6 separate regions of the Homo sapiens genome follow, and all the other regions are linked to region 1. The links are chromatin loops, found by intact Hi-C in ENCODE. Cell type or tissue: dorsolateral prefrontal cortex. All regions are shown on one strand. Region 1 overlaps ASTN1 (astrotactin 1). Region 2 holds the start of BRINP2 (BMP/retinoic acid inducible neural specific 2). Region 3 overlaps LINC01645 (long intergenic non-protein coding RNA 1645). Region 4 overlaps BRINP2 (BMP/retinoic acid inducible neural specific 2). Region 5 holds the start of LOC105371625 (a long non-coding RNA gene). Region 6 overlaps CRYZL2P-SEC16B (CRYZL2P-SEC16B readthrough).

Region 1 (5,000 bases):
AAATGAGGCCAAGAGCTTCAAGGTCCCACAGCTAGTAGATTGTGAGAGCTGGGATTTGAATCCACTTTTGTCTGATTCTTAAGTCTTTTAGGTCAGAGAGGAAGAAGAATAGAACTCTGCTTCATTATTAATCAATGTATTGAAGATGGGAAGGGAATTTTGACTTTTTCAAAAAGATTTGCACTCCAAAACTTGAGAGATGGGTCCACATCAATTTTGTTTGTTGAGTAAAGGATAGTTAAAGAATCTTTTGGTCTACTTTTGGTGACAAACATAGGAATTGCCTACCAGAGAATAATGGTTTGTTCTTTATACAAGAAAGCACTGCTTGGCATTTCTCTTCCCAGTCCTCATGATTCTCCATTTAACTTATTAATTCTAAAGGAAGATTGAAGTAGTGTTTGCTGACAAAAAAGCACTGGGTTTCTGAGATTCATCACTTCTTTTTGCACAGTTGTAGTCCTGAATGTGAAACAGCTTCAGAGAGACCACTAAGCTTTTGGACATCCTGGATATATACAGGACATTCATTCTGGCCCTCTCAGACTCATGAAGAATGCAATGGACAATGGGCTGGACCTTTGGAGGCACTGGTTGGAAGGATTTTTAAAGTGGTACCCGAAGGTGATTGTAGATATGACTCATCGACTTTATAAAAGAGTTCTCTCTTATGGGGTCCAGGGAGCTCTTTGTGATTCCCTTCTTGTTTGCTATGTAATATGAGCCCATTTAGAAACATCACGAGGCATTTCAGCATTGTTGTTTCCCAGAGGAAACAATGAGGAAGTTTTACCTAGCACGTTAAGGCAAAGGACTCTATGACTATAAATATGGCATATAATTCATCGCATACTTGCATTTTGTTTAATAATCGACCCAGAGCCAAGCTCAAACCCTTCCTTGATTATAAGAGAACTGTATAACTACTCAAACCAAAAATAAGAATGACGGCTTCAAATAGAACTAGCCCTCAAATCACTTCACCCATGACTAAATTTTCACTGACAGGGAGGCTTACGCAACCCAGTCAACTGTGTGGCTACGGGTATTTGCAAAGTGGCCACAAGCTGACCCAAGACTCCCCCCTCCTCCAGCCCCTCACCAGGCCCCCAATCTTTTTCAATATACTGTACGGATTGGGCGGAGCGAGTGCGGGTGGGGTGAGGTCTTTGATCCTTGGTGTGATTTCTGGGCAAACAGCCCTTCATTAATGCCTCATGGCATTTCTAAATGGGCTCATATTACATAGCAATCAAGAACAGAATAGCAGAGAGCTCTCTGCACCCCATAAGAGAGAACTCTTTTTATGAAGTCGATGAGTTGTAGCTCATAATCACCTTCTGGAACCACTTTGCAAATCCTTACAACCAGTGCCTCCAAAGATCCAGCCTATCAAGCATCACATTCTGATGAGTCTGAGAGGAACAGAATGAGTGTTCTGTGTGTGTCCATCATTCCCCAAAGCCCAGTGGTCTCTCTGAAGCTGTTTCATGCAATGTATGGAAAAGGGCTCAAGCATTTCAGAAACCCAGTGCTTTTTTGTCAGCAAACTCTACTTCATTAAGAAAGTAAGTAAAGGGCGGACGTGGTGGCTCACTCTTGTAATCCCAGCACTTTGGGAGGCCAAGGCGGGTGGATCACGAAGTCAAGAGTTCGAGACCAGCCTGGCCAACATGGTGAAACCCCGTCTCTACTAAAAGTACAAAAATTAGCTCGGCATGGTGGCGCACGCCTGTAATCCCAGCTACTCGGGAGGCTGAGGCAAGAGAATCGCTTGAACTCGGCAGGTGGAGGTTTCAGTGAGCCGAGATCACGCCACTGCATTCCAGCCTGGGCTACAGAGCAAGACTCCGTCTCAAAAAAAAAAAAAAAAAAAAAAAGGCAGTAAGTAAAATCCCGGCCCCCCCACCAAAAAAAAATCAGTAAAGATACAGTTTCTTTTCAAAAAAGATTATTGAAATTTCGCCATGCAAGTCTTGCCAGAGGGCTTGAGGGTCTCCTGGTTGGCTCTTACCCACCTTCTAATTATACGCATTTCCTAACTGACCCGCAGCCCTCCTTGTTGAGAATTTGTTCGAGTCTGGGAAAAGAATTTCCACGACATGACCGCTAGATGGTGATATAAGTCTAAAATGACTTTCGTGAGCGGGAGGAAAAAAAAATGGATAAATCTCACTTTGGCACTGTAGAAAATAAACTATGAAAAAGTAACACACGGCTACTTTAAAAAAATGTTGTGGAGGTACAATTTTTCTTTAACCGGAGAATAAAAAATTAGAGACTAAAACAATTCCGTAACATTTACCCGACAGAGAAAAATATAGAGGGGCATAGATGATGACAGGATAATTAAAGGAAAATTAAATTCCGAAGGGAAAATAACCCCTACCCCCAATATCCTTAACATGGAGTAAACACTACTTCAAAGGGGAAGTAATATGCCACCAGTGCCTTTTCTCGCACCTTAAATCCCCAAATACCCAGGCATGCTCCCCACGCCCCCTCCTCTCATTACTAAGCATGTACCGTGCTCATGACAAATGCGGCCACTAGAGGGCGCTGCGACCACAAACACTCCGGAGCTGAGGGTCCGAGGGCCTTCCTGCCCTCCAGCTGGCCATCGCTGGGTCCTGTCATAGCTGTAAACATCTGAGGGGTTGCTCCCCTTGCTACTGTTTTCTGGCGATCCCAATTAAAATCAAGATGCAGCGAATCCCCCTCAAAGCCCTTCAGTTCTAGATACCTAGCAAGATTAGGGAGTAGAGAGGAATGGGAAGGATGTAGAAATCCGTGGAGGGAACCCACCAAACTCTTGTTTTAATTCAGAATCATATTTTCTGTCTCCGGAAAACCTTCAGGTCCACATAAAAAGAGCCCCGCCGGAGGCCAAGACCCACTGCCTTCTGGTCCCCTCGCCAAACAGGATGGGGCTGTCTGGAGAGGAGCTGGATTTGCACAGGAGTGATGAGCAGCAAGCTCCCAAAAGCTATCTATTCAGTTTCCAGCAAAGAATAGAGATGTGTGTGTGAGGGAGATTTTTCAAAGAAGAAATGCATTTCCTATGTTCAGTTAAAGATACAATTGGGAAGTACTCTTTAAAATGATGGAGTCCAATGGTGAAAGCCCAGATAAATCTCCCTTAGCCCAAAGAGAGCACCTATAACCATCACGTCTGTGGTAAGTGAGAGTCGTTCAGGTCCTAAAAGCTTCAGGAGAGGCTGATCTTTGACCGTTGCTTTTAACTCCTCCTGTGTGGGAGTGAACAGTGGGGGAGGTTTGTGTGTGGAGTGTTGCAGAAGAAGACCCTGCCTTACTTCCTTGTGAATCAATGGCTCACCCCCTCCACTGCCCACACCTATTACAGTTCTTTAGGGCATCTTCCCTCTTCTACCCTCTAGAGTCTGAGTAGAACTGCTCTAGAGGTTGGAGACACTATGCTGTCTTTTAGCAAAATAAATATTCTAGTCCAATAAATACACTGCCTCTCTGGACAGAAGAAATAAGCTACAATTAAGGTCTCAAAATCTTATAATTGACAAAGGTGCCTTTTGATAAAGAATACCCAGGTGTGGCTCCCTCCCACCTCTGTTTGCAGAATTCACTCCACTGTTGTCAGGGAAGGTCCGGAGTCCAGTCAGGACACTTCAGTTTCTTACAAATAGAAGAACATCCAACCTGGAATGTAGTTAACAATCCTAAAACTGCAAAGCATTTTGCAAATACAGCTTGCTATAAATAAATGTCATTTGCTTTAGGCTAAATCTGTATCCTACAGCATACAGTGGATGAGTTTCCCCAATAGAATATTGTGGTATGAGAATATCGCGTCCTTAAAGCTCAACATGTCATTGTGGATGTGCACATGGCCTTAGGCATGTATATAGTGGCCCACCTAAATTCAGGAGCACATGAGGGTGACAAAAGTGACCGGCCCATTCTCATGCAGGGTCTGCTCTTCTGGTGGTAACTGACAGGCCATGAGGTGAATTAGTTGTTAGGAAGTAAATTGGTACAATTCCTATAGGATTCTGAGGCTGCTTAAGAATCTCTCTCCTGAGTTGCTGCCCAAGGCAATGAGATGCTAATGACATCACGGCTAGAATGACAGAAGCAGTTCATTAGGCAGCAAAGAAATCAAATGCAAGCTAATCAAATCCCAGCTTTTGGAGACAGCTTAGGATCTACAGGAAAGAAGGCTTGATGTGGGGCAAATGAAGCACAGCCACCCTGAAGCCCACCAAAACCCTGCATTCCAGGATCTACCCCAACCCCCACCCCAGTCTACTGCTCAAGCCAGATGTCCTCGAGTCATCAAAATTCACACAGAAGTCTATCCACCCAGTCTCTAATCAGTCTCTTGGGATGTACAATCATGTCTTTGGACAGAGAGATCACTATGGACTTAAAATGAACTGCTAGACCTGCCATGATGACATACTCTCTGAGCTCAAATAAAACACAATGCAATGGATTAATAATTAGGGAAAAGAAGATAGGACATAAACTGACCATCTTTTTCTCCACTTCTACATGAAATAATAAGTGCCTTGGGGTCAGGAACTATGTCTTTTTTACCTTTGAAACGTCTTTGCCTAGTTTAGTTCTACATATCTATCTCCATATATCCATGAACATATTGGAGTGAATATATTAAGTCATGATCTTAGGTTCACATTTTTACAAAAAGTCAAACACAAAGAAGAAAACCAAACCATTTGTAAACAGTTCTCTAGTCCTTTACTAACACATCAAACAGTAAAGAAGAAAGGAGAAAGCATTATTCTGATGACAGCCAAGTCTATATACCTGGCCAGGATCTCTCCCACAAGTAACAAAACCTCAATATGCTTGCTTGGACATCTACTTATATGTCCTACAGACACCTCAAACTCAACATGTCCCAAACTGTGGTCGTCATTTCCTCCGTACTCTCCTCAGCAGCTATTCCTCGTCGTGCAGGTCCTAACTCAGCAAAACGCACTGCTAACTTCCTAGTTGCT
Region 2 (5,000 bases), 270 kb after region 1:
CGCATTCTGTACACAACTACCAGGTTGATCTTCATGAAATCTAACTTTCATTATGTCATTCTAGTTTTTCTTTTTCTACATGATAAAGCTGAAAACCCATGGTTTAGAAATTTTAAAACTCTTCTAATCTCACACTGTTTTTTAGATAGTTTGCTCACTGCACTATATCTCTATCCTCCCACCACACATGTGCACACAGACACACACATCTCTCAATCAAATTAAAATCTATTTCCTATTTTCACTCCTCCCATAACATTCTGTCCACCTGAAGTGCAACACTCTTTATTCTTCAGATTGTCCCATCTCTCCAAGCTAATCTGCAGCTGCACCTATGCAGTGAGAACTTCCATCACTTCCCTTCTTTTAGCTCCATTCCCTGGGCATTTATTTACATCTCCCCCAACATCTACACATATACATACACATACACTCAGGAAAGCAAGAGCTATTTCCTAATACAAAGTCTTAAATTCAATATTCTTATTTGCAAAACAGGAATAATACATAGTTTTGGGGGTGGTTGTGAGGAGGAAATGAGATTATGTATGTAAACAATGTGACACATTTTAGGCATTTAGTTGGCACTCAGTAGCGATAGCCTTTGCCACTATCACCTTATTCAATTATTTTGGCAAGATAATAGGCTTCAGAGTCATCTTCATGAGATTTTCTCCAGTGTAGTAGTCAAAGCAAATTAAGTAATGTATAGTCCTTGGTGTTTTCCCAGAGGAAATGATTGCATACATCCACCAAAAGACAAGCACAAAAACATTTATAACAAGTTTACTTATAATAGCCAAAAAACCCCAGAAACATCCCAAATATCTATCAAGAACAGAATGAATAAATGCCATGTAGTCATGTAATAGAGTGGTGCACCGCAATAAAACATACAACTACATGGATAAATCTCAGAGACAAAATGATGAGTGAAAGGATCAAGACACAAAAGAGTGTATACTCTAAGATCCTATATTTACAAAGTTCAAGAGCAAGTAACATTAATCTTTGGTGATGGAAGTCAGAATATAATTATCTCTGGGGAGTGGAGGGTTTTGACTGAGAACGTTCACGAACATGCTTCCTGCAGTGCTGGAAATAAAGTGAGTAATGGTTACATTGATGCATATATAGGCAAGAATTAAACTATACACTTGTGGCAATTCTTAATGTATATTCTGCCTCTTTAAAATTTTTTACACGGCTTCAGACTTTATAGGAGAAGAAAGTACAAGCAAGTTTTCTTTTTCAAGTTGTCTTCTTATCTGCCATCACCTCTTTCCTCTCTCTTTTACAGATTTTGGAAATTTTAACTTTCTTTCCATTGAAATTAGCAATCCTTTGTTCAACCTCTCCCTCTATTTACCCACTCCCTTATGCTATTTTAACATTTCAGTATGTTGTCACTTGGGACAAGTTCAGTGGGTCTCTGCCTCTAGAAATCACAAAAGTAAATAACTCAGCAGTTGGGTAGCAATAGATTTAGGCTCTCAGTGGTTCTCTTGGTTATTTTATTCTAGAAAGAGAGCTCAGGACCCTGTGGGACCACCATTCTCTGACATGTTTTGTAGCTTAGGCAAACAGATACTTGCAGTATGCAGAAGGAAGTTCAACGTTGTATAAGATACAGAGAAGAAAATATAGGTGAAAGTGATAGATGTGTGAGTCTGAGGGGATGAATGAAGAAAATTTCTAATTTTTCTTTATTCATTCAGAACTTACGGCTACTTGATGCAGTTTAGCTAATCTCCATGTGTACTTCTTACACATTCATTAAATCTCTACATACTTTTTTTTTCTAGTTCTTTACAAAATAATCTCCGATGTTGCTCTCCATTTAAGGAAACTAAATTGAAAGACTCCTCTCGCTTTCTGACTATATATTTATCTTCTTCATACTTCCCCCACCACATGACTTAGCATGGATCTCCCAAGTTCCTTCCCCAGCTCCAGCCCCCAGCTCTTCCCTTGAATTGGATTTTTCTTCAACTATTACTCTTTTTCCTATGCTCCTGCCAAAATCTAGTTTAGTATGCTAGTTAGCGGGACATGTTTCAGTTTTGTACCCTCATTAGGATATCAAAAATATATACTTCACACTTCAATGTAAAGTTAATATTTTCTTCCCTTCTCCTTTCCTCCCTTTTCCCTCCACCTCCCTCCCTTTTTTCCTCCCTCCCTCTCTTTCAATTCACAGGCCCAGCAACAGCACCTGCTTCACAGAAACAAGGCTGGTCCTGTTCTGATTTCTCTAGTCTTCCTTTAAAAACTAAACGGAGATGCACAGTCCCTCTTCCTGACACACACAGAAGTGAAAGGAGACACACAGAGGGAAAACACCACAGGCAAAACAATTCCCTTTTTTGGAGGGACATTTTTGAAACTTAATCTCTCCCCAGAAACCTGAAGTTCTCCTCTTTGCCTTTGTCCTTACAGTCCTGGTGTGGGGGCAGAATGTTTCCTGATTTAGCTGTCCTGGCCTCTAAATCTGTTTCACTCTCTAGCCATCTTACTGGGTTCTTGCTCTCTTTTGCCTCTCTCTCCTCTTGGGTCTCTGGGGTGTGTGTGTGTGTGTGTGTGTGTGTGTGTGTGTGTACTATTTCTCACTTGGGGGCTCATTTCTAATTAAGTAATCCAAGAGGCTAAAAAATGCACAAAACAACCAAATGAAACCTCAAATTAGATGGAAAATGGCTCAGATGGGTCCCAATCTCTGGGAGTTCTAGTTAAGCAAGCAAACAAAATGGGCTGGGATAAATGATTATTGTAACTCAGGAAGATTAGAAGAAAATGTAATTAGCTCCCCAGCTACTTCTTGTTCCCCAGCCTTTTTAAGAGTGTCCAACGCCCCACCCGTGAATGTACCCAAGGCTTCCTTATACACACCAAAAAGTCCCCACTGCAACGCTGGGAGGGTTAACAGAGCTGGTACCCCAGCCTGCCAGCTCACCAAAGGAGAGAGCGGTGAGGCTCAGAGCCCGCCCCCTGCCAAGCCGCCCAGCCAATGGGCACCTGTGGGGAGTGTGGCGCTGTGTCCCATTGGCTGCCAACCTACATGCATAAGAAAGAAAGAGAGAGGCAGGCAGGGCAGCATTGTTATCTTAAGACACTCATCTGGTGTCTGAGTCTGCAGGTGACACTGCTTAGGTACGGAGCGCGGAGTCGGAGCGGGGACGCGCCGGGCTGCAGCTCTGGGATGCAATCCGCCTGCCTCGCAAGCTGCTCGCCGCTGCGCTGGCAGCGCTTACGCTGAGCTCGGAGGATCCCATTAGGACTTGCCCGGGGATGTGCACCTGCCGTGCGCTCCGAGGTCAGTGGCAGGTCTGCAGGCAGCCGAGGGAGCGGTGAAGCCGGAAGACCTGTCTCTGCCCATGTGCAAGGCAGTGATTTCGGGTGAGAGAGCGGGTGGGTGAGTCTCTTTAGAGTTGGAAAGAAGGCAAAATCTTGGGTTTCTCCTCGGCGGAGGGACAGGGGACTCCCCCAGTTGGGTCTTGCACTTCCCTTACCTCTCCCACCCCGCGTGCGCCCCGGCCCAGTGCCGAAGCCCCACTTCAAAGATGCTCTGGGAGACCGGGATCCTGGCTGCTCAGCGGGAAGGCAGCAGGCAAGTGGTCTAACGTTGGCGGCGGTGGCGGTGGCGGCGGCGGCGGCACCGACAGTAAAGCGGGGAGCAAGAGAATTTGAAAAGAGACATCCGCTCCCTCTCACACGCTGAGGGGGAGGCATTCGCGTTTCCCCAAATGAGAAAGAACCACAAGAAATCATGAAGTAAAAACTTTGGAAAGCTGCCACTGGAGATGTTGCACAAAAACCTGGAATCTTTTAGGAGTCTCCTCCCAGTCGTTGAAGGTTTGGGGAGCAGCTGATACAGCAAGGAGGGCTCTTGCAAGGATTCAAGGTAACAGTGCAGGGTTTCGGTGATTTTTCTCCCCTTTTCATTGTCCTTTTTGGTGTGTCCGTTGGTAAAGGGACCATTTTGCTCTCATACAACCCTCTTGCCCTGGTGCCTGGCAGTGGCAGGCAGAGGGAATGATGCCACCTCTCCTAGTTTCTGTCTTGTGGAGTTGAGCAATGGACTTTGGGGTTGAGCTAGAGATTGCTCTGGTATTGCCTCCTGGTGTTGCATGGCTGTCAGAGGGTTTGGGCTCCCTGCCTGACCTATATTGCTTTTGCCTGGTTTAAGTCCTCAAAGTTAGTGCAACTCCTATTAGCTTCAGAAAATTCAATAGGGCTGCATAATTGCAGAAGATGACGAGGACTTTTGCCTGCCCAGCTGACGCTGGGAGGTTCATTATGTTTGGGAAGGAGCCCAAAGAGCTGAGGTTACAATGCACGATATCTATATTATCGTGCTCATAGAGCCCTATGGCATGTTTCCCATGCACATGCAGTCAGGAAAATAAAATTCCAAACAGTGAACCCTGTAGGTTGCAAATAGTCTCCCCAGGGTGGTGGCAGAAGCCCCATTGATTGACTTGAGCCTGGCAGAGCACTGGAGACACTAGGGAAGAACATTGCTGTGCTGAAAGGTGGGATGTGCTGGTATCATCTAGCAGATCTCTGTCTCTGTTTTTGTGATCATCTGGGTACACTGTCGAATGCTGCCTGTGGTGTGTGTATGTATGTGTGCTTGTGCTCACAGCTGTATGCAGGAAACAGGCTGCCCACAGAAGAACCAAGCATGTCCAGCACCCTGTCCAAATCACGGATGCCTGGAGTGTTCCTGCCTAGTAGGAACACGAACTTGTGAGCTGTTGTTCCAGCCCAGAGGACTCTTCTCCTCACCAAGCAGTCCCTCTGCATGGTACATATTTATCCAGGGTATATAGACCTAAGCCAAATGTTAACCAATGTTCAAGCTAATGCACTGTAATGTGATTGAACAGACCCCTCTGTAAAGAATTGTGTGTGTGCTCTTTGCAGCCCTAGGAGCAGGGTGCTATGAGCAGAAACAAATGTTTTGTTAAAAGGATAACAATTATAAAAGGTCAAGCTTA
Region 3 (5,000 bases), 460 kb after region 1:
AACCAGGAATAATATCATTTTTTGCCTCAATCATCCTTTCCTGCCTCTCAATCCACCTTCCTCTGTACGTACCAAACTGTTCCTTCTGCTCTGCCTTTTCGAGTTGTGCTTGTTTCCCTGCTGATCATGTGTACCCTTACTATAAAGCTAGCATTATCTCCACATTTTGTTGCTTCAAAACTGAACACAAGCATAGCCAAGGCACCAAGGAGACACCACTAGCTGTTTGTTGACTTGAACTACACAGAGCTAAAGATTCAAAGGAGAGAAAGCCTTTCTGTAGTTTTTGTATATATTTAAAACTTTCTTAGCTTAGTAGCTGTTGGGAAGTTTAGAAACACACACACACACACACACACACACACACACACACACACACAGAGAGAAATAAAAATAAAAGCAGGGCGGCTCCTGCTTGGGAGAGACCTTGCCCTTCTCTTTTCTTTGCATATTTAGCTAATTGTCATTATTAGAACCCCACCTTCCAGGCAAGCTGGTAGCAGCACCCAGAGGTTTAAAAATTGTTGGGAAGGTGGGGAGACGAGATGGCATCACTCTTCTGTGTCAGACAGGGACTCTGAGTAAGCACAAGTAACAAGGAGACCTTGAGATCAGGGCAGCTTCTGTGAAGAGTGGGCAGGCAAGCTCAGCCCTGGCAACACCTGGGCACATGACTCTTTCCTAAGTCATAGGAGGCTCCCACTGAGAGAGAGACTGTCTTCTCAGATGGTCCATTACTGCAGGATTACAATCGTAAGAATTAGCTTAGATCCCTTATGAGAGGGACCAGATTGAAGACAATATGCTGCTTAGTTTCCCTAGTTCTCTTCCGTTGCAAACAAGGCTCTAAAAATGCTCTGCAGAACTAAGTCATGAATCATGTAGGAGAGAGCAGGAAAGTCTAGGATGAAGGAGGAACTGCTACCAAAAAAATGAAAACAAACCACAGGATGGGGACTCAATGGCAGGAACTGAAGGGTAAAAGATCCTGTAGCAGGAGTCCCACGGATGTGTACAGAGAGATGAGGGAAAGAAGTCTGAGAATGGAGAAAATTGGGGAAAGGAGCAATAAGAGTTGCCAGAACATTGTCCTATGAATTGTGAAGTAGTCCTAAGACAGGTAGATTCACACAGCTGGTGGATTCACATACCTGGGTGGGCACACGGAGAGTTATTTGCAGACATAGATCAAGCTAGTCTCTAGCACCACCCCGGCTCCCCGACCTTCCCTTCTGGCACTGAGGTCATTGGCATCCCAGAGAGGACCAGTGGTCTCAGTCTTCTGACTTGGGATCACAAAGGCAAAACTCTAGAGGCCTCATGCAGGTTATGTAAGTTGAGTGAACCCAACTAGGTATAGGAAAAATCATCCACCTGGATCTCACTATTGATAGAAACCTGGATACAGAAAAATATGTCTTGACCATCAGGGAATCTGCAGTGTGAGGGGATGACAAAAGGGACTGGCAGTCAACCACAATGTCAGAAGACAATGGGGTGTGGTGGGCTAGGTAGTACACAAGGGGGTCTGTGCCAAGCTGAAGGGTAGGGTCACCCTCCTACAACGCATCATCAGCATTGGAGACTGCGTGTCCAGTGCCTGTTACATATGATTTTTGAGAGAAGCTATACTAATTTTTATATGATGTCTGCCAACTTAAAAATATTCAGATTTTTAGATGTTACAATTGATATACACAGGCACGTTGCATTCAGCCTGCAAGCAGTCAATTTAAAATCCCTGCTCCACTCCAATCTTTCTCATTTTGTATATGGGGAAACAGGCCCATAGAGATGTCTTGCCCTCTGTTGCACTGTGAATTGGGGCAAAGACCACATCTAGAGCCTAGGTCTCCCCAAACCCAGGCCTCCTGCATCTCCTATTGTTTCAGCTTGTTTCTCTGGTTTCCTCAGCCTTACTCCCCACTCTCAGAATCTGTTTTGGCCTCGTATGCTGCCCCCTGGTCGTCAATAACATCACTGCATTATTCCACTCAGCATCCTGTGTACCACACATGTACACCTGCCCCCAAAAAGTCAACAAAAAACTTAATCCTTCAGGACCTGTAGTGAGTTGAGTTGTTCACATTCCCACAAACATGTTCACATCCTAATCCCAGAACCTGTGAATGCTAGTTTATTTGGAAAAAGAGTCTTTGCCGAGGTAATTAAGTTAAAGATGTCGAGATGAGGACGTCATTCTGAGTTAAATGAGCAGGTCCTAAGTGAGTGGTGTCCTTATAAGAGGAAGAGCACAGACAGAAGAGGAGGAGGTAATGTGCCCCTGGATGCAGAGATTGCAGTGATGTGGGCATAAGTCAAGCAAGTCAGCAGCCACCAGAAGGTGGAAGAGGAAAATAATAGATTTCCCCTCAGGGCCTCCAGAGGAGGCACAATCCTGCCAACAGGTTGATTTCAGACTTCTGGCCCCCAAAACTTTGCAAGAGCTAACTGTTGTTTTAAGCCACCTGGTTTATTATAATTTGTTACAGAAGCCACAGGAAACTAATACAGAATGCTTTCTTCTGCTAAGGGATAGGAATTTCCTGTGAGAGTAATAACAGTAATAACTACCATTTTGGGGACATTTCATCTGTACCAGGTCCATATGTTTCCTACAGTCCTCATACCATTTTAAAAAATAGATGTTATCTCCTTCCTTACCCCTCTGCCCACCTATTACAGAAACAGGGAAACAGACACCTAGAAGCCACATAGCTCCTAAGCAGTAGAGTCACGATTTGAACCCCAAGTTCTTTATTCTCACTACATTACCCATAGGGAACTCCCTCAAGTAAGCTTATATAACAGTGAACTTGCAAAGCTCCGAAGAGTGGCTCTTATGGTGGAAGTTTCCGTTCTAATAGGTCACTGTAGACATTTTTGTTTGACGATTACTACACTTCTAAGATTTAATATGTTAAGCTAAATTATGCCAATTAATATTAACAGAAAGAATCATGCTTGGTGCACAGCTCTGTGTCCTGGGCTCATGGTTGAGGCAGAGCTGTGCTAATGCACATGACTTTCAGTTGCAGGCATTGTTGGGCTGTGTCCTAAGGTGAATCAACATAAAGAAAAGCCCTGGCTGCTCGTGCACTGATAACTTCATCTTTTCGGACATCTGGGAACTACCGCCACAATGTCTGGAAAAAAAATGACTTCAAACTAATGCAGCAGAGGCAAACCATGGTTTGGCCAAAAATGGAACAGAATTTACAAGGGAAAAGGGAAGTTCCTGGAGTAATATGGTGAGTAGATTCTGATCCAGAAAAATAAGACTTAAGTATGGATTTTAAATGTTAAGCTTGAGTAGTTAGAGAATTAAAGTTAATCCCTTTAAGCCTCAATTTGCAAATCTGTAAAATGTAAAAATAGAAATAATATGTACATATTATATGGAACAGTTTCTGGCACATATTTGGTTCTCAGTGAATAGTGCTTATTAAATTATTGATGCTGTTGCTATGAATTGTGCTGAGCTCACTCTCTGCCTTATTATACAAAATTTTGACTAAAATATTCTGTAAGAGAATATCACAAAACCATCCCATCACTAGCTTATTTTTTTCTTTTTATAGTTATATTAAGAATTGCAATCCCACACCAGAAATAAGCACCCTTTCAAATTATCCTTTAAAATAACTTGTTGCAAGCATACATAAATTCACTTCACGTATAATATTTTTTCAATTGACTTAGAGTCTGTGAAATCAGACTTGTTAGAGGAAAAAAAATCTATAAAGGCTGCATTCATTCATCCACCAGATATTTATGGAGGAACATCTCCAGAATCAATGCAAAGTGCATAATTGCCCTAAGAGCTATGGGTAAAATGCCATGGGATTATAAACGGAAAAACACAGAGAAGTTGGTTAATTAAAAAATTAAGTGTAAATTCAGAAGAGAGAGAATTACTCTTCAGTAATACATGAGGTTGGGGAGGGAATAAGAGAAATGACAAAAAAGCACAACACAAGGGGAGGCTGTGTGAAGGCGGCTGACTTCTGATTGGATCCTAAAGGAGAGGTCATGTTTCATTGTGCAGAAAAAGGGCTTTCTAATCAAAAAAGAGACAGAAAAATTCTACATGTCTAGGGAAAGCAGCAAATGAGTCTGCTTAATGGGGTAAAGGGTAAATAAAAGTGGATATTTGATTTGATATTGGAAAGGTAAGTAGGAGAGGCTTCAAATATAACCTGAGCATTGTGATCCTTAGTTGCTAGATTATGTGTGTCCTTAACAACCTTAGTCAATGACAGATATGATCAGAAATGGGTATTTTGCAATTTAAGTGTGTAGTCTATGTTGGTGGGAATGAAGGCAGAGAGGATGGTTAGGAGACCATTTTAATAACCTAGATGAGAAGAGAATGAATGTTTAGTTGGGTGGATAAGAAGGGAGTGAAAGAAAACAGAGAGTTAGCTGAGAGACCACCGAATGATTAGATGTGCCAGGCTGAGGGGGAAAAAGTCAAGGATGACTCACAAGTTTTAAATCTAAATGTCTAGGAAAATCTTCTGATAGTAACCTGAATAAAGAACATTGAACAGTGGCAAACTTTTCTGGAAAAACTGATATGCTTAGTTTGGTATGCATGAAGATGCCCATCATGGAAATAAAAAAAAAAAAATGAATTTAGAGAAAGTTTGGCCCTGAAGATTGAGAAGGATAAAGCTCTACATAAGATAATAGTAAATAGCCTTGAGTGAGCTTAAGATTACTAGGAAGAACATAAGGAAAAAGAAAAGAAGGAGACATAGACAGACTCTTGAGGGCAACATCTAATTTCATGTGGGTAGAAGTAAAATATCATGCTGAGAAAGGGCAATCTGGGAGTCAGGAAGAAAATAAAATTATTCCAAGGGCTCTGTATTAGTCAAGGTTCTCCAGTGAAAAAAAATCAATAGAAAGAAAAGGAAAGAAAGAGAAAGAGAGAGAAAGAAAGAGAGTGGGGGAGGGAGGGAGAGAAAGATAAATGAGGAAGGTGGGAAGGAGGG
Region 4 (5,000 bases), 280 kb after region 1:
TATACACACACATCTATACACACATATGTACGTATGTATTCACACACACGCACACCCCGTATATACACATGCATGCATCTATACCTTCTGAATGAATATCTCTTATAATAAAAGGTTAAAGAAATGATTTGGCGAGCAGATGAAATGGGTGGGACAAGTTCATACATATTTAATATACTCCCAATGCCTATTTTATGATAAAAATTGTACTAGGTTCATTTTTACTTATATTATCTCATTTAATTTTTATTACAACCTTATGAAGTAAGTGTCATTCCTGTTTTGCATATGGAAACTGAGGAAGGCAAAGCATAGAGGAGCAACCAACATTCAGACTCTGGGCTCTTGCCCCTGCACCATGCCCTCTGCCTTCCACCCTGGGTGGCTCTGAGGTTCAATGGGGTGGGTGACTTTTGGGTAAGACAAACCTGGGCATCAATCTGGTCATAGTCACTTACCCACTGTGTGACCTCTGCTATGTGTGGCTTGTATCAGCCTCAGTACCCCCACCTAGTAAAATGGATATTACACCTTATGTTGCACAAAAATTGTAAAGATTAAAGACAATGATTGACAAATAGCAGAGTTGAGCATCCTTAAGCCTGGAGGAAAAGGTTTCCCTGAATTATACAAGGACATATTCACAGTGGTTTTCATCTCTCAAAAAAGCAGTGGAAGACTTTCATCAATAAACCCTTACCTAAAACCCCAATATATAAAGCAGATAAAAGGGGAGCTCTCTCGTTGGAGCAGGCCTAGGGGGTCTGGAGCTCCGCCACCTGTTTCTTCTCTTTCCTCACCCACAAGTGTTCCCTAGGGCAACTCCTTGGAACCTAAAAGTATTCAAAACACATTGAAGACCACTGCAGAAGTTCTTTAAAAAGCAAAACTTGTGATTCATTTAAAATCACAGGTGATATATTAAAATTGATTTTAAAATATAAGACTTTCACTCACCCAGACACATCTGCGAAGTTCTGTGAGACTAGGACCAATCATTGTTGTTCTCCCTCGTTCTCAGTAATTGAAAATGCAAGGAGTTCAATGTCTATGAATGAGCGCCTGCTGTGTGCCAGGCACTATACTAGATGCTGAGAGTATGCACTGTAAGATCTCTTTCAAGTCTAACAACTCTCTATGAAGTAGATACTATTATTCTCGTTTTGAAGATGAAAAAATAAAATGGGTACAGAGAGGTTAAGTCAATTACCCAAGATCTCACATCTAGTGAATAGTGGAGTTGGGATTCAAACAAGTGTTGCAGGATGAATTAGAAAGCCAGAATTTTGCCATTAACTCCTGCAGCCTCTTCAACAGTGGACTGGGAGGAACAAGTGCCTTGCTCAAAGTTTCGTGCTTTTTCCCAATACTCCTCAGTTGTGATTTTTTTTCTTCTGTTTTCATTAGGGTACCCAGGTCTCCCAGAACGAAGGCAGCGGTCCTCCCTCGCGGGGAGCCCCAGCTCAGGGAGGGCAGAACATCAGGCCCAGCGGCAGCGGGTAGCTGGTGACTGGGGCCTGCCTGTCCCTCACTCCGGTTCATGCCCCATCCCCACCACGAGGCTGCCGGGCTGAGAGCGCGGAGACTCCTGCTAGGCTGTAGTCTGGCAGGCCGGGGGACTGGGTTTACTGGAAGAGTGTGAGGTGGGGATGCAGAGGGAGGTCCTTGAAATCCCCTTGAGACATAGAAATAACTAAGCACGCAGTGAGGACTGTGGGGGCAGCTAATGTCTGCCACCCCCTCACTCGGTGTTCAGCCATTTATCATCAATACGTCGTTAGGCAGGAGCAGGGGCAGGTGGCTGACGGGTGTGCCGGCGGCTGGCGGGGTCTTGGGAGGCGCCCTGCACACGCCTCTTCTTTCTGAAATCTCCGACCTTTCGGATTTGAGCCGCGAGGGACCGCGGAGCAAGGGCAGCCTCCTCCGGAAGCCTCGGGTCACTAGAGACCCCTAGAGGCGAAAAGCTGTGTTACAAGCCCCCGGCCGCAGAGGCGCAGGCGGGATTCTTGCCCCGGAGGTTGCCGAGGAGTGGCCGGTACCTTTCCTAAAACCCTTATCTGTAAGTACACTCCGGCAAGCTCGAAAGGGACAGCAGGGGAGCCATGTGTGCGTGCGCGTGTGCGGAGAAGGAATGGGGAGGGACAGTTGCATTTGCAGAAGCAATCCTGTCTGGAACTAAGCTGATTAGTCCTGGTGCCGTCCCTCCCTCCCTGCCCCACCCCTCCCATCCTCCCTGCCCCACCCCTCCCATCCTCCCTTAGCTCCCTCACTCAGCCTCACTCAGCCCCTGCAGCAATCCAGAGACTGCCCTCTTTGGCAACTCCCCACCACCTCCATCAAGATAATATCCTTCCCTCAGGGCCCTTCACACCTCTCAGTAACCTGATCAACTAATTTGTGTTAAGGTATTAATGACTAATAATGATTTAATGTGCTGCCCTCCCAATTAACACTAGAACATTTCAAAAGAGAAATTCACAGATTTTAACCCAAGTGAGACATGGTGCTTTTCCTTGTTGAGAGGAATTGTAGGCCCTTCAAAACGAACCATACAGACAGCTGCTGATTCTTTACATACGCTGCATCACTCCTGAGCTTAGCAATGTTTGGAGGCTTTATGCAAAGGCTCAAGCAGAATTTCCCAAAGAGGGCTGCTCTGAGCTACAACCCTTAAAGAACGCACCAGTACAGGCTTAATGAAGAAAAGAAACCTGGTGCCGCAATATCATGTCTTTAGAAGTTTCGATGGTTTTTTTTTGCTCTCGTATGTGACGACATGGTCATTGAGAGAAGAGGCTCAGGCATGGTGAACTTGGGTTCAAGTCTTTGGCAGGCTCTGCTACGTACCATGTATTTGATCTTGCCAAGTTACTTTACTACATTAGCCTCAGGATGCACATCTGTGAAATGGATGTGGTACAACTCACAGGGTTAGAGTATGAAATGAAATAATGCAGAATTAGTACTCATCAAGTCTGATATGTAGAATGCTCCATAAATGACAGTTCTTTTTCTTAAACTTAGGGGTTTTGTTGTTGTTGTTGTTGTTTTTCTTTTTTTTTCTTTTCTTTTTTTTCTTTTTTTGCCCTGTCTCAAACTCTCAGTGCAGGGCAGCATGCAAATGCTGTATTTATTTATTATTTAAAAGCAGGATGAAGCAATCCAGCCTCCTAGGCATGGTTGGTTTGGTAATGAACTAGATTTCTTTCCAGGTGATGGCAGTGTGTGAGCTTTTTTTTTTTTTTTTTTTTTTTTTCTTTTTCTGCTTCGTTTCTTTAGATGTATCTCACAAATGCAGTGAGCAAAATGGATTTGGCAGTGACTTAAAAAGACTTCATGTATTTTGGAAAGAAAAAAAAAAGCCACAACAAAAACTGGTTTGTTTTTGTGATATATGGTTCATGTGATATGACAAAAATCCATTTTTATGCTTAGGAAAATTGGCTAATTTTAAAACAGTTGACACATGCCATATGCATATAGAGTAATGATGGATTTTGCTCAGGCAAACAACAGAAGAACACAGGGCCAGCAATATCTTTGTTAGGGCTTTAGTTGCTTAAATTCTTATTTGATGGGCAGATCTGCCCCACGTAGGAGAGGAGAGTGACAGGAAAAATGGACTCATCATGGCCTCAGGTAATGGAGTCAGATATTTGATCATAAAGATACTAAGCTTAGGACACAGACACTGTGTTTTCATTAAATCAGTGAGAAGAGACTTGGGAATGTACCAATGTAGCAAGCTTATATTCAAGAAAGTAAACAGTTTATGAAGATATTTTCTGGATAAAAGGTGTGGATGGTGCAAAGGATACTGACGTGGTGAACCATCATATTAAACTTACCCTGGTCATTCTTCCTGTTGGAGACATGAATGATTTTTGAACTTCAAATACTGTTTATAATGTGCTTTGGGTTCCTCTGGTTTACAGTTCTGCATAAATCACACTGAAAAGGGAATCCCACATGTTTTCCATTACTGCTAGATAGGGAAAAGAGACTGCATATGAAAGTAAGATGCTACAAAGATGGGACATTCAATGAGAAATAATTATGAAAACTTTTTTAAAGAGAGAGATAAGTGCTCTATTATCTTGATTTCCTTCCACTTTCAGTTCCCCATACACATCGACCAGATACCCAGCTCCTTATAGGCCGATGGTATGCAATCTACTTGACTCATAAAAGCATTTGGCTTTTATTTTACTTTATTTCTTTCAAGGCAAGATTTAATTAGTGACTGCAGAGAAAAAAAGCTGAACAGCTTAGAGGAGGTTTATGGTTAGGTTTGTAGGACTCAGCAATTTGACATTCTAATCCTGTCATTTCTCACCTTAAACTGAACAGAGTCAGCAGGGTTTTTTCCCCATAATTCATCCAGTTATTAGGTCTCCCCTCCCCTTACTTTTCACCCTCATCCTTTGTTTCATCTAACTTTTTGTGTATGCAGTCCTCTACTACATGGTTCTCCCCAACCCCACCCCAACTCTCAGGATAGCAACAAACAAACAAACAAAACTGATATCTTGGTGGCTCATTCATGACTGAGCCATCTAGAAGATAAATTCTTTCTCTCCCTACTTTAATTCCTAGAATGTGCCATCTATCTCTCATGTGAACTTGACTTCTAAGATGACTGCAGCCAAGGTCCTACAATGATGCGAAGAGGCCAAGTAGTATGTCTACTTCCCTTTTTAATTATAAACTATAAACATTTTGAAGGTAGAGCCTGAGTCTTTTTTTTTTTTAATCATTTTTTTCCCCAGATCCCTGGCTCAATACTGAGCACAGGGAAGACTTTTATGTTTATGCAGTTAAAAATAAAATAACAAAAACCCCAATACCTCATCGTCTACCCCACCACACCCATTTCCATTAAAATATGGGTTACTAGAAAGTTAACAAGAATCTTTCCTATTAAGAATATTTAGTGTTCAGGATTTCAAATGTATATGTTACAAAATTAGGGATGTGTTTCCTTTAAGGCAGTGGTTCTC
Region 5 (5,000 bases), 360 kb after region 1:
ATAAGGCTTCTCAAAATATGGATCCGCTTAGTCTATTTCAGAGTGTTCATGTTGACATTTGCACTGAAGGTACAAAATAAAACTGCTGGTACTTTAATTTGAATAAAAGCAGTCATACCACATAACACTAAGAGTCATGTATTCTTCATCATTACACACTTGCACCTAAACACATAAGCACACATGCACACACACACACACACACACACACACACACTATCTTCACTTAAGAATGTCCTTAAAGCAGTAACATTTATTACTTTTATTAAATCCTGACCCTTGGGTACATGTGTTTTTAATATTCTGTAAGATGAAATGGGAAGTGCACATAAAGCAAATCTGAGGCTACTTAAGTACTATAATTATCTCAAGGAAAAATACTTTTGTGGTTGAGTTGCAAGCTGAACTAGCCACTTTTTTCATGGAACTCCATTTTTTCTTGAAAGCACAGGCAACAAATTGTGATTATTCAGACTTGAGTGTCTAGCAGGTGTTTCTCAAAAAAAAAAAATGAATTAAGCCAGACTCTGCAAGGAAAACAACTGACAGTATTTGTTGCCAATAATAAAATTTAAGCTTTTAAATGAAAATTCAAAGTTTAGAAAACTTGCATTCATCCTCATGAACTTGACATTTTCCTAATATTTAAAGACGTTGAAGAGATTGGTCATGATATTAAATAGTGAGATGTTTTAATATTATATAATGAAAAGTGTCAAAATGTGGAAGATCTGCATAACTTGGTGACCTGATATTTTCCAGATGACCAACACATGATGTTACAACATTATGCAGGATAAAAAGATCCATTCAAATTACAATATAGAACACTGGATTTAATGTAACAAAGCATGAAAAGTTCACTGATATGATTTCAGATTCCATATTGTAACTAACCTTTAAGAAACTACCATCTGTTTAGTTTAGTGTAGTACCAAAGATGAAAATCCACAATTATGAAAACAGATTGAATGTAGAAGCAAATATGAGAGTGCAGCTCTTTTCTGCTAAGCCTGATATTAAAGAGATTTGCAAACATGCAAAGCCATGCCACTCTCCTTGCTAAATTTGTTTTGTTTCAGAACATACAGTTGTCATGAAAATGTTATGTTATATGTAATGGGTTTATTAATGTTATCTCTAAATGAAATAACAAATGTTGATTTTCTCGGTTTTGATTTCTAAAATGGTAAATCTCAATAGCTCTAAGCCACATGTACAAATATGGGGATTCAATAATTTTTAACAGTATGAAGGGGATCAGAGATCAAAATATGAGGGCAGTGGTTCTAGAGCAAGCTTCCTGACTTCACAGGTGAGTAACTGAGGCCATGAGAGGGGATGTGACTCATTCACGGTAAGACAACTGTGATTAGATCACATCTTTGCAAACCACTGTTCCAATGTTTGTTTTTTCTACTACTCAACACTGTAAACCATGACTTCATGTGAATAAGCTAATCAACTACTGTCTGATGAGAAAGTTGGCTGGGAGAGGCTCTGATGTAGATCAGTGGAGACAGAGCTTTCTTACAGCATGTGAATGACAGGCCAGGTGAGAGGCCAAGGGGCCTCTTCCAGGCTCTGGGCACCTCCAGCTGAGGGGATGTGGGCTGAGAGGAGATGAGTGGCTGCAAGTGGAGGAAGAACATTACCTACTTCAGATTTTATGCCTCTTGCTCTGAAACGAGGTCAGCTTTTCCTTATCCCTTGGCTTTTCCCCCAGGGAGTTTGCCCGTTGGAAGGTGAACAACTTGGCTCTGGAAAGGAAGGACTTCTTCAGTTTGCCATTGCCTCTTGCCCCAGAGTTTATCCGGAACATTCGCCTCCTTGGAAGGAGACCCAATCTGCAACAGGTTACAGAAAATCTGATTAAAAAGTACGGCACTCATTTCTTACTTTCTGCCACCCTTGGAGGTAAGCAACATCACAATCCCAAGCTAATTGGTTGCCAGACCATTGGAAATAACGTTAAGACTCGTGTAGCGTAGCTCCAACAGTCTTATCTTCTTCCGGGCCTTTTATTGCCTGAGAAGTCTTTCTGGTGCATTTGAAAACAGTGCAGTCTCTTGACATCTCAATTTACCCCAGAACATCTCTATTTAATTATTCCCTGAGGAGGGGAAGTTGGGTATGGCGGTTGGAGGTGGACAGGCTCCTAACAAGCACTTGCCAGCAGGGGGCACTCCCAGTTTTCGCTCCGCTGAGTCACCCAACCCCTGAGGCTTCGCCACTTTCTAATGTTTGCTGTGGCTACAATGGTCAGACCCACAGGCAAAAAAGTCGAAGTCCCTGGAGTCCCTGACCCCTCTTCCTCTCTATAACGATTGGAAACTGTCCAAACCAACTCCAGTAGTTCTGGGCTGATGAATCATCCTCTTGTGGGGCGGAGAGTGGGGGTAGGGTGGAGCAATGTGGGCTAGGACCCAGGGCAGGATCAAAATCTCTGAAGATGCAGAGCTCCCTCTGCCCTGGGAAGAAGGAAGCAGGATTTATTATAACATTTAGCTCACTGTCCAATCGACTAAAACAAGCTCTCCCAGGGCTCGGGCCAGCTGTCGGCACGCGGCAGGTGTTGAGTGTTTGATGGGGAGGAGGGAGATGCCCCTTCAAGGCTTTTGCCCTTCCTGAGGGAGCAGAAAAAGCCACGAAGACTCCTCGTAAACAACTTGAGAGAGAGAATTGTGTCTCCCCTATGAAGATGGATTGCTTGAGACAGAGTTCAATAGAAGATGTTAAACAGATAAGCTGAGGGCAGGGGGACTGAGCTTTGGAAGAGGGCCTTTCAGGCAGCGAGGCCGCTGGCCTGTGGCTCCCTCTGATGAGCTTCTTCTAAAGATGGTAAGGGCTGGGGGAAGAGCTTGGCAGCAGGGGCTGCACTCTCTCTCAGCTGTGTCTATCTTGGCCAAGGGTTTTATGTTCCTATTGGTAGGGGATTCGAGAGCAGAGAGCGTCACCAATACACTCGTGTTGTTCACCATAGGAGAAGAGTCCCTGACCATTTTTGTGGACAAGCAGAAACTGGGAAGAAAGACAGAGACAACAGGAGGTGCCTCTATAATCGGGGGCAGTGGGAACAGCACAGCTGTGTCCCTGGAGACCCTGCACCAGCTGGCCGCCTCCTACTTCATCGACAGAGAGAGCACGCTGCGACGGCTGCACCATATCCAGATAGCCACGGGGGCCATCAAGGTAATGACCTGAGAGGTACAGGGAAGGGGATGGGGGAAGCACTGAGGAACCAGGGGGAGGCCAGAGCCTCAACCATCTCTAGGTCAGCTGGGCCGACTGATGGAAGAGGAAAAGAAGCTTTCTGATGAAGACACAGCCAGCCTTCAGACACGATGGGGTCATTCATTCCACTGCAGACACTCACAGAGCACCCACTCTGAGGCAGGCTACAGCAGAGGCACGTCTGTGAATGGCAGTCAAGGTCCCCATGCTCACAGAGGTTGCACTCTGGTGGAGGATGGAAAAACAACAAAGTTATTTCTAATGATAAATAAAGACAAGACAGAGTCATAGGTGTACATTTCCTGGGGCGTGGGGAGGGAGCAGCTCATACGATTATTATTAGATTGATCATGGAGGGCACTTTGGGGTTTAGACTTTGAGCTCTGAATGATAAGAAACCAGCTGTGTGGAGAAGTGAGCGGAAAGTGTTCAGGCAGACAGAACAAAGTACTAAGTACTTGTTCCAAGTAAGTACTAAGGCCTTTTAGCAGGAACCAGCCTGGTGCCTTGTTGGGGCACAGAGAAGACTGCTGAGATGATGGGGAGGTGAATAACAAAGAGAAGATGAGGTTTGGCTGGAGCCAGGTTATGTGCCATGAGAAGGAATTTTAATATAAGTGAAAGTGCAGTGAAAAACCACTGGAAAGATTTAACAGGGGAGTAACATGATCTCATGAGTGTTTTTAAGAGATCAATAGTTATTGTGACTTTAATAACTATAACCTTCATCATATCTTCTCTACTTACACCTAAGAGGTTTCTAGTAAAGTTCATGTTGTTTTAGGGAAAACCAGTGAAAATACTGTACTTGAGAATACAGTTTTTTAAAAATTCTAAGCAAAATGTTAAGGTACTGAAAATACTTCAAAGTTGTCTTATATCCTGCTTTTATCCCATGTGAAACTCACAAGCAAATTTTGTTTATTTATTAATTCATTCAATAAGTATTTACTGAGCACGTATTATTTGTCAGGCACTGTTTGGGGTCCTGAGAATACAAGAATGAACAAAAGCTGTAAAGTTCCTGCCCTGATAAAGCTTGAATTCTAATAGCAGAGAGATCATTCATAAATATACAGGCAATAGCTCATTTTGTTATGGTTTGCTTCATTGCATTTTGCAGATACTGTGGTTTTGTTTTTGTTTTTGTTTTTGTTTTTACAAATTGAAAGTTTATGGCAACGCTGTGTCAAACAAGTTTCCTGGCACTATTTTTGGCACTATTTTTCCAACAGCATGTGCTTACTTCGTATCTCTGATAATTCTCACAGTATTTTAAACTTTTTCATTGTTATTTTATCTGTTATGGTGATCTGTGATATGTGACCTTTAATGTCACTTTTATAATTGTTTTGGAGTGTCACAAATTGCACCCATATGTGATAACAAACTTCGTCAATAAATGATGTGTGCTCTGACTGGTCCACCAACTGGCTGTTCCCCTATCTCTCTCACTTTTCTCAGGCCTCCCTATTCCCTGAGACACAACAATATTGAAATTAGGCCAATTATTAACCTTAGTGGCTTCTAAGTTTTCAAGTGAAAGAGTCAGACATCTCTCACTTGAAATCAAAAGCTAGAAATAAATGATTAGGCATAGTGAGGAAGGCATGTCAGAAGCTGAGAAAGGCCAAAACCTAGGCCGCTTGCAACAAACAGTTAGCCAAGTTGCAAATGCAAAGAAAAAGTCCTTGAAAGACATTAAAAGTGCTAGTCCGGTGAATACAAGAATGATAAAAAAGCCAAACAGCCTTCTTGCTGATATG
Region 6 (5,000 bases), 1.0 Mb after region 1:
AACCACAGTATGGACACCACCCACACAGCTGATGCTCTGAGTGGGACGAAGAAGGGTGAGGGCGGAGGTAGAGGACAGAGGATTTCAAAAGAGGCCGGAGAAGGAGTGCGGAGCAGAGGGAGGGTGAGCAGACACTGGGCTGGGCCTGCGCTCCCACTCCCTCCCACAGGACAGCTGCGGAGGCTCAGAAGAAAGGGAGAGCTGTCTGGAGAGATGGGGAGAAGGAGCTGACAGCAGGAGTGAGGCACAGGCCGGGGCGGCAGGCAGGACGTTCAAACATCAGCAGTGAGGCAGGAGCCTCCAGCAGAGAGGCCTCTGCAAGGTTTTGCCTTCATATTATAAAATACAGACCTTTAGGGGACATAAAAAGAAATCCTACACCCTCCCACGCTTAAGCTAATGAGGAAAAGTTCAGTAGATAACTTAGCCCCAGGTACTAAGTGCCAAAAAGCAAAGCTGCAAATACAGCTGCCTGCAGCTGCCTGACAGTGACGGTGGTGGCCTCATCTGGGCTCAGTTACCTGGAAAGAAGGGATGAAGGATTTGGGGCGGCCCAGCATCTGACAGTACTCGAAGATTTCCGTCCTCTGGATTGCCTCAGTTGTTGCAAATTTCAAAAACTCTTGACTAAAACCAGAGAATAACAATAAAAGAGATTGAGGTGTGGGGGACGCAGGAGTTAAATCCTAGTGGCTCTCCAAACACCAGCTGCAGCCTTTCATGGGGGAGTTTCCATCCTGGGCTGATGCCTGCGGCGGCTTCAAGAGAAGAAGGAGACTCTGGGCTCCCAGAGTGAGTGTTTCACTTCCTCTCCCTCTCCCTCCTTGAGGCTGAGGAAGGAACAAAACAGAACTCTGCACCAGAGGCACTGGGAGGCGGAGGCTGCAGAAAAGGGGGGTCACCTGCCTTCTTGCTGAAGGGTAACTCAAGGCAGGCTACCTCGAAGGACACTGGGCCCTACTCTTAGACACACAGAGAGCTGGCCCCCATGCCCATAAAGCCTGTCATGTACCTGTGAAGGGCACCCCTAGTTTGAGCAAACTCGCACAAAAGAGGGGAGCCATGTAACACTCCGGGAGCACTGAGACCAAAAGGCATGGCAGAGCAGGTGAGGACTGCTGAGCCAGAAATCAAACACGGGTCCATACATTGGATGTTCATTCCACCAGTGAGGATGGGGACTGAGTGAATGTGATCTGGTTGGGGCAGGTGGTGGGCACAAGAGTCTCATGTGACCCAAAATTTCTCCCATCAACAACTTGCTATGGTGTTTAAAAACCACAATCACCAGGTTATTCCTGGGGGTAGGACTTTATTTCCAAGAATTTCCTCATTCAACATAAACCAACGTAAACATAGGAGGGGAGACATATTAGCCCATACACACTTATTGTACATTTGGCACAGAAGGGATTCTTTGACAAGCTAGCCATGTGCTATCAGAGACCAGGAACCTGGAAGGAACAGGCAATGAGCTGGGTACACTGCCTCAGTGGTAGGCAGTGTGGTGCAACAGTTAAAAGGGCTTTGCAGGCTGACTGCCTGGATTCCGAATCCAACTCACCCACACCCTCACTGTACCATCTGAGACAAGTTATTTCATCTCCCTGTGCCTTGGTTTTCCTCCTCCATAAGTGACGATTAAAATCTTTGCTTCACTTCACTTCTTCATAGGGTAAATGTGTAATAATTAAAGGAAATAGTGCAAAGAAAATGCCTGGCACAACGTAAGAGCTTAGTGACTCTTAACACGTATGGGGAGGGGGATAGAGAGATACAGAACAGGGAGGGCCTCTAGGGAGCAAATCGTTCTGTCCATGCATTCATTCACTGAGAGCTGATTGAGGGCCTCCTGCAGGAAAAGCCTAATGCTATGGCCAACAGAGAATGTCACCAGTGGGACTCTAAGTAGCTTGTGCACCAAGTCATTGTAGGGATGCTAGGGCCCCAAAGAGGGACTAAACATAAACTTCTTCCATTTTCCAGTTTTGCCTGGGTAGGCTCTCAGAACAGGCCCAGGGCTGCCTAACACGGACCCACAAGCCTCCACATGTAAAATGTTGTTTTTTTAAAGGAACAAAGTTAGCTTGTGGAGCCAGGGTGCCACCCAGTGGCCAAAGGGCACAATACCACACAAAGGCATCAGCCCACCTCTTTGCAGAGGAGGACCTGTGGCCTGAGGCCCCCGCCAATGCTGTAATGTGGGGCCCACGGGGCATCTCCTTGCACAGACCTGCACAGATAACAATCCCAAATAAGGGAGCCGGCGGTAGCTGAAATTCACATGAGAAAATGAAAAATGGATCCATAAAACCCAACAAGGGCTAAAACAGTCCCTTGGAAAATGTCCTTACTGTTTCCTTTCTCCCAGGTCGCATACCTGTGGCTGCTGCCCAGCAAGACCAGATGGTCTGTCTTCACGGTGTAGTGGCCAAAGGGCACGTGAGCCATGAGATAGCAGAAGTGAGCTGCCTCCACAAGCCCCTTCCCAGCTGCGGGAGGAAGAGAACAAGACCCAATCACGGAGCACACCCGTATGGGGAGCCATCATCTGGGTGGGATGGGAGACAGATGGAAGAGTGGCCTCGGGGGTCAGAGGGGAGAAGCCACATGGGACTAAATGAATGAGCCTTTCATAGCGTGAGTCACAGACCCCTAAACCCCACTCCTCCTCCCACAGCCCATTTGGCCTCAGACGTTACATTTCTCTTCAGCCAGAATAAGGCACAATTTCACGTTCTCCCTAAAGGACTTTTTACGAGGAATTCCCTAAACGTTTTAGTCTTTCCTCAGGGTGAAAAATGAGTTTGAAATGCCTGCACCTGAGCAAAGAAGGAGACTACTGAGAGTGGTCGTTCTTAAACTAGGCTTCCTGAGGCAGCATTGCTTTCCCTGCTGAAGTCAAACATAAAAATCATATTAATTACCAACATGTTTTGAAATGTTCTCCCATACATTTTCCACTGCCTCAAAATTGAGTTAATTCAGCTAGATACAATACCTAGCACAGTGCCTGGCCCCCAAGAAGGGCTCAACAAACATTAGTTCCCTTCCACTCAGGGTGCTGCATGGCCTCCATCTGACTTGGCACAACCTAACCCATAGCTATTAAAGTTTAACAGAGCAATATTTTAAAAAGCCTCATGGGAGCACCATGATTTCTGGATGCTCTGCTTCTTGGCTAAATTTGAGAACCACTGATCTGGAACACTCAATAGCCCCCTAAGCGTTTATAAGGCCACATTCACAGAGAGATGATAGCAAGAAAGACTACAGGGTTAACCCAGAGTGGTTCAGGCAAAAACAGAATTTCCTATCTGATTGAACTGGGTCACTGAGAAATTTACAGCAACAGGAGGCAAGGTGTCCTATGCGTTAACTCCATCCACAGGGGAATCTGACCCAGGGCTAGAAAATCAGCTGCTGAGAGGAGACTCCTACAGCAGCAGAACACCAAGTCTCAGGGGCCTGGCCTGCATTCACTCACGGCAGAAATTCTGTGAAACAGAGAGGCAAGAAGGACACGTGTTTCCCTGGAGTTTCTTTCCCCAAAACATGGAGGCTCCTGGGTCCAGGAAAAGCCTAGGGCATAGACTCTGGCCCTACCTAGAACCTGAGAATCTAAGGGCAGGATGTTTAAAGCTGACCTGGACGGGGAGGGGAGGTGAGGAGAGGGAGGGGAGGTGAGGAGAGGGACGGGGAGGGGAGGTGAGGAAAGGGACAGGGAGGGGAGGGGAGGGAAGGGACAGGGAGGGGAGCGGAGGGGAAATGCTGGTGTCGCTTACCCAGGGTGTCCCCAATGGCAACAATCGCACGCTGATACAGCTCTGGGTCCCCAGCCTGATTCGACAGAATCACAGCCAAGTGAGGCCTCCAGTCTCCCCACTGCTTTTCTCCACAACACTGAAAAGCACCAGAAAAAATAAATGTACAATCATTTAAGAATGGCCAGATGTACATAAAGAAGGCTGTTGTCTATTTCCTGGTTCAGAAGTGGTCAGAGAATGCCCACTCTACCACCTGCAATGCTGCCATTCATTGATTTAGAGCTCTCATCTTTAAAAAAGTAAAACTGTCAGAAGGACACAGATAGACAGATACGTGTACATGCATACATACATACATACATTCACAGGGATATTGGAAAATGGATAAATAAAATGACATTGCTCACTTACTATTTTTCACATTTCTCCCCAGTGCCTGACCCCCAGATAGCTAGAGACAAAACTCAGAAAAACCCTGAGGCTTCAGTGGGAGAAGGAAGATCAAACATCCTTGGCTTATGAGTAGAAGAGGCCACAGCCTGTCACAGAAGTCGGGGGAACACGGGCCTGCTTAATGTCTTACCAAATGCCTATGTTTTCTGGCTCTACAAAGCCCATTCACACACATCCTCTTAATCTTCACAGGAACCCTATGAAGTCTAGTTCCTACTGCCACTTTAAGAATAAGAAAATCAAGCCAAGTGGCCCAGCTAGGACGATGCAGAGGCAGCAGAATTCCACCAGGGGGCAAAAAAGAGTAAGCAGCGTGGTGGAAATGTACAAAGCCCCGCATCAATGGTGTTTTCCCCACAATCTCTCCCTAAGGCTGTCCTACTAAATAAAGGAGAATTTCAAGGCAGAAAATATCAATAAAGAAACAATATAATGTCATGGAAACAACACAGGCCCCAACTCGAGTCCTGCATCTTACTAGCTTACCTACCTTGAGCAAGTTTCTTAATGTCTCTGAACCTTTGTTTTCTCATCCCTAAAATGGAGATCGTAATTTCTACCTAACAGGTTATTGTTGATAATAAAATAAGATAGTTGTGTAAAGCACATCGCATGGTGCTTCACATTTGGTTTGCACTTAATCAATTACATGTAGGTATAAATACACACACACACACACACACACACACACAGTTGGAAGCTCAGCAGAGGAAAGAGGTGATTTGCATAGCCGCCTACCTTCCAATTTGTTATATAGATAGGTAGGGCAGAAGATTGCCA

What was found. A loop is a pair of places that touch in the nucleus more often than their neighbours do. Peaks named below come from ENCODE experiments on the same cell type or tissue, not always from the same donor. Only the 100,000 strongest peaks of a DNase experiment are listed, where the experiment ranks them.
Region 2: it touches region 1 in a loop (2.7-fold over the local background); 81 of 110 quality-filtered maps call a loop at or near these places.
Region 3: a loop joins it to region 1, with 6 times the contacts of the local background. A loop is called at or near these places in 32 of 110 quality-filtered maps.
Region 4: it touches region 1 in a loop (15-fold over the local background); 81 of 110 quality-filtered maps call a loop at or near these places.
Region 5: a loop joins it to region 1, with 3 times the contacts of the local background. A loop is called at or near these places in 9 of 110 quality-filtered maps.
Region 6: a loop joins it to region 1, with 19 times the contacts of the local background. A loop is called at or near these places in 74 of 110 quality-filtered maps.

What each region holds. Positions count from the first base shown.
Region 1 is chr1:176,895,418-176,900,417 of GRCh38, forward strand. The region is part of intron 16 of ASTN1 (astrotactin 1); the gene reads right to left. Among named protein-coding and RNA genes, the nearest start is that of MIR488, 130 kb to the right of the region's middle. In dorsolateral prefrontal cortex, CTCF peaks have their summits at 2,146 (motif pointing right) and 2,485; a DNase peak (open chromatin) is centred at 2,544; H3K4me3 peaks cover 858 bases; H3K27ac peaks cover 1,847 bases.
Region 2 is chr1:177,167,832-177,172,831 of GRCh38, forward strand. It overlaps BRINP2 (BMP/retinoic acid inducible neural specific 2), which reads left to right and starts at 3,127. Exons shown (of 8, transcript NM_021165.4): 1 at 3,127-3,901. RefSeq lists enhancers at 2,765-3,354, 3,355-3,943. In dorsolateral prefrontal cortex, CTCF peaks have their summits at 3,021 and 3,222; DNase peaks (open chromatin) are centred at 3,020, 3,570 and 4,660; H3K4me3 peaks cover 3,241 bases; H3K27ac peaks cover 1,999 bases.
Region 3 is chr1:177,353,815-177,358,814 of GRCh38, forward strand. LINC01645 (long intergenic non-protein coding RNA 1645) reads left to right here. Exons shown (of 4, transcript NR_126001.1): 2 at 3,033-3,251. Among named protein-coding and RNA genes, the nearest start is that of LINC01645, 4.7 kb to the left of the region's middle. In dorsolateral prefrontal cortex, a CTCF peak has its summit at 1,961 (motif pointing left); DNase peaks (open chromatin) are centred at 1,212 and 1,947; H3K27ac peaks cover 685 bases.
Region 4 is chr1:177,179,907-177,184,906 of GRCh38, forward strand. All of the region lies in intron 1 of BRINP2 (BMP/retinoic acid inducible neural specific 2), which reads left to right. Among named protein-coding and RNA genes, the nearest start is that of BRINP2, 11 kb to the left of the region's middle. RefSeq lists an enhancer at 1,630-2,191. In dorsolateral prefrontal cortex, CTCF peaks have their summits at 1,956 (motif pointing left) and 2,168; DNase peaks (open chromatin) are centred at 1,540 and 1,955; H3K4me3 peaks cover 1,412 bases; H3K27ac peaks cover 3,386 bases.
Region 5 is chr1:177,254,193-177,259,192 of GRCh38, forward strand. BRINP2 (BMP/retinoic acid inducible neural specific 2) reads left to right here. Exons shown (of 8, transcript NM_021165.4): 3 at 1,727-1,917; 4 at 2,984-3,192. It overlaps LOC105371625 (a long non-coding RNA gene), which reads right to left and starts at 1,847. Exons shown (of 3, transcript XR_922299.4): 1 at 1,660-1,847. RefSeq lists an enhancer at 1,288-2,487. In dorsolateral prefrontal cortex, a CTCF peak has its summit at 2,182 (motif pointing right); a DNase peak (open chromatin) is centred at 2,189; H3K27ac peaks cover 904 bases.
Region 6 is chr1:177,944,040-177,949,039 of GRCh38, forward strand. CRYZL2P-SEC16B (CRYZL2P-SEC16B readthrough) reads right to left here. Exons shown (of 32, transcript NM_001356506.2): 19 at 3,786-3,903; 20 at 2,381-2,492; 21 at 522-627. It overlaps SEC16B (SEC16 homolog B, endoplasmic reticulum export factor), which reads right to left. Exons shown (of 26, transcript NM_033127.4): 13 at 3,786-3,903; 14 at 2,381-2,492; 15 at 522-627. Among named protein-coding and RNA genes, the nearest start is that of SEC16B, 24 kb to the right of the region's middle. In dorsolateral prefrontal cortex, CTCF peaks have their summits at 2,116 (motif pointing left), 2,317, 4,495 (motif pointing right) and 4,694; DNase peaks (open chromatin) are centred at 152, 2,112 and 4,502; H3K27ac peaks cover 1,855 bases.